2 separate regions of the Homo sapiens genome follow, and region 1 is linked to region 2. A link is a loop called in an ENCODE intact Hi-C map of the cell type or tissue named here. Cell type or tissue: heart right ventricle. All regions are shown on one strand. Each heading gives the region's core, and the rest is flanking DNA. Links, peaks and the distances in the headings are about the cores only.

What was found. Peaks named below come from ENCODE experiments on the same cell type or tissue, not always from the same donor. Only the 100,000 strongest peaks of a DNase experiment are listed, where the experiment ranks them.
Region 1: it touches region 2 in a loop (11-fold over the local background); 4 of 110 quality-filtered maps call a loop at or near these places.

Annotation. Positions count from the first base shown.
Region 1 is chr15:101,578,620-101,583,005 of GRCh38, reverse strand. No RefSeq gene overlaps it. Among named protein-coding and RNA genes, the nearest start is that of LINC02348, 34 kb to the left of the region's middle. RefSeq lists an enhancer at 2,517-3,716. In heart right ventricle, for the core only: no CTCF peak of the experiment used is centred there; no DNase peak of the experiment used is centred there; H3K27ac peaks cover 552 bases.
Region 2 is chr15:101,355,384-101,359,769 of GRCh38, reverse strand. All of the region lies in intron 13 of PCSK6 (proprotein convertase subtilisin/kexin type 6), which reads left to right. Among named protein-coding and RNA genes, the nearest start is that of PCSK6-AS1, 23 kb to the right of the region's middle. RefSeq lists enhancers at 1-666, 1,611-2,554. In heart right ventricle, for the core only: a CTCF peak has its summit at 2,330; DNase peaks (open chromatin) are centred at 627 and 2,219; H3K27ac peaks cover 2,608 bases.

The sequences.
Region 1 (4,386 bases), core at 73-4,072, 220 kb before region 2:
CATGTAAAAACTAGGATGAATATCCAGGATGAATATTATGCTGACTGAAAAAAACCCAAAAGGTTACCTACTGTATGAGTCTATCTATGTAACAGCCTTGAAATGATAAAATTATGGGAATGGAGAACATATAATGAATTAGCAATTGCCAGGGTTTAAGGACTGAGTGTGGCGGGGGTGGGGGCTGGAGGGAAGTATATGTGGCTGTAAAAGTAAAACATGGAGGACTCCTGTGCAGATGGAAATGTTCTGTATCTTGACTTTATCAATATCAATTTCCTGGTTGTGATATTGTACTATAGTTTTGCAAGATGCTACCACTGGGGGAAACTGGGTAAAGCGTTCATTGTATCTTTCTATATTATTTCTTACAGCTGCAGAAGAACCTATGATTAGCTCAAAATAAAAAGTTTAATTTTTAAAAAAAGCAAAAGAAATGCAAAATTATGTAGTTGTGCTAAATAGTGTTAGACACAAGGCCATGGTGACTGCCACAAGAATTATCCCTAACATGTCTGGATGGAAGTGGAGATGTGAGCCCAAGGCATGTATCAGTTACATGGTGAATGCTCCAAACAGGTGTGGAAAGCCTTCTAAAGTGGAATTCCAAGTAAGTAGGATGGGCACTGGTGTGACGTCTTATCCCAGTTCTGTCTCAAGTCAGAGAAGCAACCATGAGTATAGCTGTTGGTACCTCTGAGCAGCAAGTAACAGAATATAACACTATCTCATATGATGCAAGTACTATTATCTAACCTATCAGGAAGCAGAGAGGTGGGCAGTTTCACAGTGGATCCTTCGTTCTAAGTTGGCTTTTTTGGGATTCTCTGGTCTGATAGTTGCAGCAGCTTGAAGCAGCACTGCCTGACGCCATGCACACAAAGCTGGAGAAAAGGAGACAGCAAAAATGGAACATTTTCCCCCTTGCCCCTCTCTAATCAGGGTAAAAAATGAATCCATAATTTCCTAGAAGACTTATCCTTGTGTTTCATTGGCCAGAACTGGTCACATGCTCACCTCTACCCTTACCCCTCAACTCACTGGTGGAGGGACTCATAATTCACTCCTCGTTCCTGAGCACATTGTCGTCAGACACTATTCTCTTAGCAAGAAACGATAGAGAAGAGGTGTTAGCTGGACATGAAACAGGCCTGCTATAGTGGAAAGTTGGCCACTGCCCTGTGGAATGTTCTGAGCCTTCCATGTGAAGAGTCTGTCCTGTCTTCCCTCTGCTCTGTTGGAGAGGCTCTCCATGGGTGTGTGTGTGTGTGTGTGTGTGTGTGTGTGCGCGCGCGCGCGCGCATGCACTCACGCACGCATTTCTGGGTCTTGTGGGCAACTTTTACCATGGCCCCTGTTCCATCCAACCAGAGGAGAAGGTTACATCTAAAGAGAATGGGAGCTCTGCCTATAAGCGGTCTCTGGTGACCTGTGAAAGTGGTTTACTGTTCACTTGACGCAGAAAACCCCCACAAAATCATGCACATCAAGAGTTTTAAATCTTTGTGTTCACTTTAAGAACACTCCTAGACCATGACAGGTGTGTGTATCTGGAAAGCCACCAAGTGTCTGAAAGGTGTATCTTAACCGAAGCAATGTGTGTCATTCTGTCTTATGATGGTGGAGTTGAGAGGTGTGCCCAGGCCAACAGTAGGGCTGGATGCAGGGTCAGTGGCTCCAAAAGAGTGTGGAATTTTTGCCACAGTTGCTTAAAAATGCAGAGAGTAATGCTGAACTTAAGGGTTTAGATATAAATTCTCTGGTCAATGAACATCTCTAGGTGAACAAAGTACCCAAGATATTAGATACCAAGGATCCAAAAGAGTATGGAATTTTTGCCACACCTGCTTAAAAATGCAGAGAGTAATGCTGAACTTAAGGGTTTAGATGTAAATTCTCTGGTCAACGAACATGTCTAGGTGAACAAAGTACCCAAGATATTGGCACCACCATATTTACAGAACTCACGGTGGGATTAACCCATACATGAACTCCCATGAGGTGATCCTTGCTGAAGAAAAAAAGAAAATTTGTTCCCAAGCCAGAAAAGGAGGTTGCACAGAAGAAAATGTATCCCAGAAGAATCTGAAGAAACAAACATTTACGGCGTGGGAAGAAGTTCAGCATAAAATAGATGCAAATAAAAGACTTAAAAGGGAAGAAAAAGAATGGCACATCCTTGACCAGAATCGGACTCAGATATTTGCCCCTCCACCTACATCTCTAAGCCAGAGAAACAGAAGTTCTCAGGCCGTATCAGAACTTTTCTGTAGCAATAACAGTCCTGCTGAGGTGGCCCGAGGAGCTGAAACAGACGAGCTTTGACGAGTTTAGCAGAAATAAGGAAGAGATGAGCTGATTGTTGGCAAGTGCACCTCTTCTCTCTGTCTGAAGCGAGATCTTTGAGACATTCTTCATCCATTCCCCGGGGACCTAGGAAATGAGCAGAGTCCCCCTCTATGTGTGTGCTTTCATAGAAGTGCCCGTTACACTTCTCCCGCAATTTACGGGACCACATCTGGTTGGCTATCTTGGTCAGCTTTAGGATATTGGCTCGAAAAAGGGTCATAAATTTTATTTTCAATTTTGTTTCTGTGGCTTTTATACTTTAATATGCCCTTGCAGACGTGCCGAGTGTGATGTTCCGGTTAAGGAGAGAAATGGCTGCTAGAGAGGAGTGCTCCACCTGGGAAAGGGTTTTTGGTCTCAGAAAGAATCCCTCTCTCCTTTGCGGGGGTCAGGCCAAGTTGGGGCTCAAGTTAGTGAGTGCGTGGTGTGGCCTTGCCGGTATGTCTTTTGTCTGGCCAGCTGTCTTTAGGAGGCTAACCCTCCTTCCTTTTAGTTGGCACTGACCCCACCTCTGGTGACAGAGTTTGAGACGTGACTCAGATCCAGCCAGTCAGATAATTTGACCCTCCTTGGGATGGGGAGAGACCATCGAAGCTGGGCCAGTCATTGCCTTCATTGGAGCTGCTGGGCAACAGGCTGCCCACCCCCTGGGTCCAGCTATGCCTGAAGCGCTGTGCTTTCCTGGAAGTCCCCATGACTCAAAGCAATAAGTCCCCCACCTGCCCCTAAACTTATAAGCTATTGTGAGTTGGAATTCCATCACTTGGAAATGAGTCATGAGTGACAAATGAGTCTTGAATACAAATCTGGGGTGTATGTTCGGAGTTCCCCGGGACAGCAGCACTGGCCCCCGACTCCCAGTTCTTCCTCCACAGAGGGGTGTTTGAACAGTGTTGGAAGAGGCTTAGCCATTCCATTCAGCCCACACCTGCCACGACAATCCCAGGACAGTCCTTCTGGCCCAGCCTCCGTTTTCTCTCCTATAAAATGAGTTGCTCAACCTTGAGACCTGTGAGAATTAAGTGGGAAACCAGAAATAACTCAAAACAGCAACGTCTGACAATCCCTTTTCTCTGATTCCGAAGGTCAAAGAGCTCTGAAAGGAAGGTTTTTCCTAGCTTTTTTTGATGGCCAAAACCTGACCCCATCTAAATGAACTGCCATGCAGCTGTCTGTGAAAGTCAGTTCCCTTCCCCACTTTGTGTTTCCTTATATTCTTTGATTTCCTTCCCCCAGAGCACTTCCAGCCGCGCCATTCAGCAAACGGAACTGAGCCTCCTGCTCTGTGCAGGGAAGTGAGTCCATCCCTATCTCCTGCCTTCAAGGAGGTTAAAACCATGATCAAGAAGTGGGGAGGGGGGCAGGGGGTCAGCTGCTGGCTCCCCACGCACAGCCCCTTTGTGGGCTCTTTGTCTTTCTCTCTCTCTCTGTCTCTCTCTATCACTGCGTGTGTGTGTCTCTCTCTCCCCCCTGGCACAGTCACACAGACCCTCTACACAAGGGGACACACATGCACACACATATGTACCCCACACACATATACATATATACACGTTCCTGGGAGATATGATCAAAGTTATTTATGGGTTCAAAGGAGTGAGTCCTGGCAGGGGTGGGCACTGCGGTGAGTGTGGCAGATGTTGGACCACCGCCCCTCCACTCCAGCATCCTTGGGGATATCCTCTGGGGGGCTGGAAAGTTCAAGCCCACGTTTCTCAGAACCACTTGCCTCTGGGCTGTCAGTAAGGGCCTGACAGCCAGATGCATGTCACCTGGACAGGGAGGTGAGGCTGAGGTCTTGCTCCGATTGCTTTCATTCTGCTCTGACCACAGAGATGGTGGCGAAGGCACTTGGTTTTCTGCAGCGGTGGAGGCAACAGTGTCATGCCTGTGGGAGGCAGGCAGAGGGCGTCTGTGTGGCTGGTGTGGATCACGACTGAGGGACCAGCGTCCTGGGCATGAGAGGCAGTTGAGCCTCCTCCGCAGAGAGGCTGTGCATGGGGAGCCCGCCGCTGATCCTCCGCCCCCTCCCCACTT
Region 2 (4,386 bases), core at 236-4,235:
GTGTGGGTGCTGAGCGAGCTTTAGGCTTGCAGTGGTGCACAGCACGGAACCGCATGCCCTGCACACCTGTGCACCTGCCACACTGCTTCCTGCCCAGCCAGATGCTGCCATATCAGCTCCCTGCTTGCTGCCTGCATGGCACTCAGCAGCTCTGGCCTTGGCCTTAGCACTGATGGGCTTGCCATCTGCAGCCTTCCTTCCTTCCGGTCCTGCTGTGCCCTGAGAGCCTCCTGCTGCATGGTGTATGATAGGTGCCCAATAGGTGTTGGCGGATTAATTAGTCCAGTTGGAACCCTCTGTAACCACCACATGACCAGATGCTCTGTGTGCTACAGAGGACACAGGATTAGTGGATACAAGAAATACTTCCTGAGGGTAGCCCCAAATGAAGTCTTGACACAGGTCGATCTCCACCCCTCAGCGTGGGTAGAAACTGGATCTTTGCTTTCAGAAGGTTGAGACGGGTGCAGAATAAACACCTTGTGGTACCTTCCAGCTCTGACCTTCTAGGGCCTACTGGAATTTGGGGGGCGGGGACACATTCTCCAGTGTCATCACAGAGAGTATGCACATTCCTGCAAGGGCGTCTGGAGTCAGTTCATTCCATGCAAGCTTTACCCTGTAGACAACTGCCACTCCTGAATGTGGTCCAGAAACAGCAAGTACAGGCATGCGTCCTGCCACAGCTGACGCACGGCAAGCCCTCCCTGCTGTGTGTGGGGAGGACGGGCGCCTTCCTGTCACCCACAGGCTCTGTGCATCCTCCCCAAGCACAGTGAGAGCTAGCCTGGGAGCCTGGGTCCCACCAGCATCTCTCCACAGTGGAAATCCATGTGGCCCTCACATGGGACACTGCAGTTGCAACTGAGTCTCCCCAACCTGCCCTGCTCACTTCATTCCAGGGCCAGCCTCTGAGCTTGTTGTTCAGCATGGCGGCTGGATCCTCCCAGGGTGAGGGAAGGGAGTGATGGAGTGAAGCCAAAAGGGGTCAGAGGGGCTCAAACAAAGGCCAAGCGGCCCTTTCCAGGTTGGCGTATGGGCCCAGTGCTTTTGAGGTTGATCCAGGATAAGCCCTCTTCAGCCTCCAGATGAATGGTACCTCTTCCGGCTGTTCCTGAAATGTCAAAATGGGAGGTCTGCGTATCCTAACAGACATGTCTCCGATGCATTTTGCAGAGGTCCTGCCATGTGCCAGATGCTATGCCAGTGCTCGGGCACAGAGAGGCTCCAAGACACAGTTCCTGCCCCTGAGGAGCCCACAGGCTAGTTGGGAACATTTCGGATTTCAGGAACCAATAGTACCATGCACAAGGGCCCAAGGGCCACCAGTGACCCAGAGGAGTGCCCCAAGTTCAGTGGAGCAAACAGGGATTTCCGGCTGAAAGAAACAAGGAAGGGCTTGTGAGGAAGGGTCTGCCTAAGGCCAGATTCTCAGGAGTTCCCCAGTGTCACTTTGTTTTTTTTTATCTTAGTAGCATAGAAAATACAGGCCATTAGGAGATGGCGACTGCCCCAAGGGTACGGCTGTCCTTTTGTAGAATGAAGTGCCAGGCATTGCCCACATATGACCTGCCTTACTCCGCCTACCCCCAGGGGTGAGACTTCTCAGGGCTGGCCTTGCTCCCCAGGCCCTGGGAGGGACCACAGAGGGGCTCAGCAGTGACGAGCCAGGCTTCCCCACCCGATCCACTGGGCAAGCGACGGGGATGTCAGGCCGAGACAGTCCTCAGCGATGACCTGCCCTAACTCCCCTCCTTCCAGGGGCAGGTCTGGGCCCTTCCATGAGTGCAGAGCAGAGGTGGGAGCTTCCTGGCCAGGCCGACATAAGGAAAGGGCCTGCTGCCTCTGGGAGGATGCTCTGGTGCCCACAGAAGGCGTCAGTGTGGATGGGGGCCTGCAGTGGACGGGCATTGAGGTGTGGAGGAGAGTCTGAGAAGATCTCTATCAACCACCAGAGAGCCAGGAAGCACCCCCTAGGAGGAAGGGTGAAAATCCGTGTCTACCCAGAGCTCACCAAGGCACTGGTTATGCTGTGCCCAAAGACCCGGGACCCAACGTAGGCATTGTTCGCAATAAGACCTACCCCCAGAGCATGCCTGTGAGGCCACGCCAGGTGGGCAGGACGGCCGCTGGCCGAGGCTTCTCATCAGTGCATGGGTGGAGAGGGAAGCCCAGCCTGCCTGCACGCTATGACGCTATTGTGTACACAGGGAGGCAGGACCAGCCCCAGCACTGAATGTTCAGGTCAAGCTGATAGTGCCTGTTGGGGACCTCAGCCTGGGAAGGTGACAGAGAAGACCTAGGTTGCCCTCTAGCTCCAGGATTCAGAGCTCTAGAGGCCGGGAAAATGCAGGGCTGGTCAGCCAGGAAAATGCAGGTCTGGTCAGCATCGTCAGCATCGAGTCAGCTGCCTGTCAGCCTCGTCGATGCCGAGGTATGAACTGATCTCAAATGGGCAGGATCTTCCACTCCCTGGTTGTCTGGTGAGGGTGGCCTGTGAGTGCACAGTCACCACCAGCCTCAGTGCCAGGCACAGTGCAGCACACACACACGCGTAGACCAGAAAAGCAGGCAGTCCTCACTTCTCTACAGGCATTCCAAGAACCTGTGCTTGGGGCAGGGTGCTTCGTTTCTGTGGTGTTCATTTCAATCTCCTGCAAATCTCTGCAAGTTAATTGCTTTAAAAGAAAATGAAAAGAAAAAAACTGCTCCAATGGTGTTCTGTGTAAAAGTGCTTTAAAATCTATGCTAAGACCCAGGATTTATGAAGTAATTAAGTGATCTGACTGATGCGCTAGCTCCAATAATACCTCCTGTCAGATTGAACGTGGCTTAGGTAATTAGTTTTAAAGCCATTTTTAAAGGTTGAGTAGCACATCAGTCATCCATTTTCCTCTTCAGTTCCCAGGCCAAGGATCTGGGTCCTCCCAGGATCACTCTCTTCCAGGAGGCAATTTAGGAATGGAATCGAGTGTGAATCCTGCTTTGCAGTCTTGCAGCATTTGCAGATACTAACAGCTCTTCATTTATTCCTGCACACCTATATTATTTATTTATTTATTTATTTATTTATTTATTTATTTATTTATTTTGAGACAGTCTCGCTCTGTTGCCCAGGCTGGAGTGCAACGGCGCAATCTCGGCTCACTGCAACCTCTGCCTCCCAGGTTTAAGCGATTCTTCTGCCTCAGCCTCCCAAGTAGCTGGGATTACAGGCATCTGCCACCACATCTGGCTAATTTTTTTTTTTTTTTTTTTTTTTTTGTAGTTTTAGTAGAGACAGGGTTTTGCCATGTTGGCCGGGCTGGTCTTGAACTCCTGACCTCAGGTGATCTGCCCACCTCGGCCTCCGAAAGTGCTGCAATTACAGGGTGAGCCACTGCACCCAGCCCAGCACACCTTTATTGAACTCTACTTAGCTCCAGATTTGGGAACACTAGGACCTTGCCCCTGCAGTGCACAGTGTGGGTGTGGAAGAGGGGGCAGCTTCCACCGTGGGTGAGCTTGCTACTCCAGCCGTTACGCACAGAGCCTGCAAGGCTACGAACGGAGCTGGCAACGGTGCAGGCAGAGCTGGGGCGATGGCTCGTCCTGCAGAACATCTGTCGGAGAAGTTTGGCTGCATTTAAGAGAGTTGCCATCCAAAATGCCCGAGATTTTAAGTTTGGACCCAGAATGCAGAAAGTGTCTATTCTCTGAGAAACATGTATGCTTCATTCTCCCACGTCAGACATCAGACAGGCCTGGGGTTGGATCCTCCTGCCTCCGCTTTTCCTGTCTCTCTGGCCTCTGCGCTGGGTCTCCTCTCCTGTAAGATAGGGCTGTGCAGAAGTGAGACCCAGACCAAGTCACTGAAGAGAGGAGCCTTCCCAGCCCGCCCTTCTTGCCTCGGAGCCTACGTTGGTGGTTGCACCTGAACGACAAGGCAGAGCCTGTGCACCTGCCAAGGTCAGGCCAGCCTCCCCACCCAGGGCCACATCCCGCTCGGCACCCTCAGGTGCAGGAAGGTCCCTGCACCTCCTCATGACCTGGGGCCCCCATGGGCATGCCGGATGCATGCAAAGTGCTCTGCAGGAATCGAGCTTGGCTTTGTCAGCACTAAGGGGCATCTGCATGGTGTTCTCCTGTTCATGCAGCACACACTTACCTTGTCTGCACACCTGCCCCATGCCGGGTCTGCTGGGTAGGCATGGGTGTGAGGGGTGTTTCCTTGTTCTTCACTTCTTCCACCCCAAGAGCCCAGCTGAGTGTGCCCTGCAGGCAGTTTGACCAGGGCTATGTACAGGGCCCAAACTTTACTGAGTTGGCCTAGCCCTCCCTTTGTAACCAGGAGCCTACCTAAGGTGCTGGGGCACCTCCCACAGTCTTCCCCTGCCAGGGAGAATT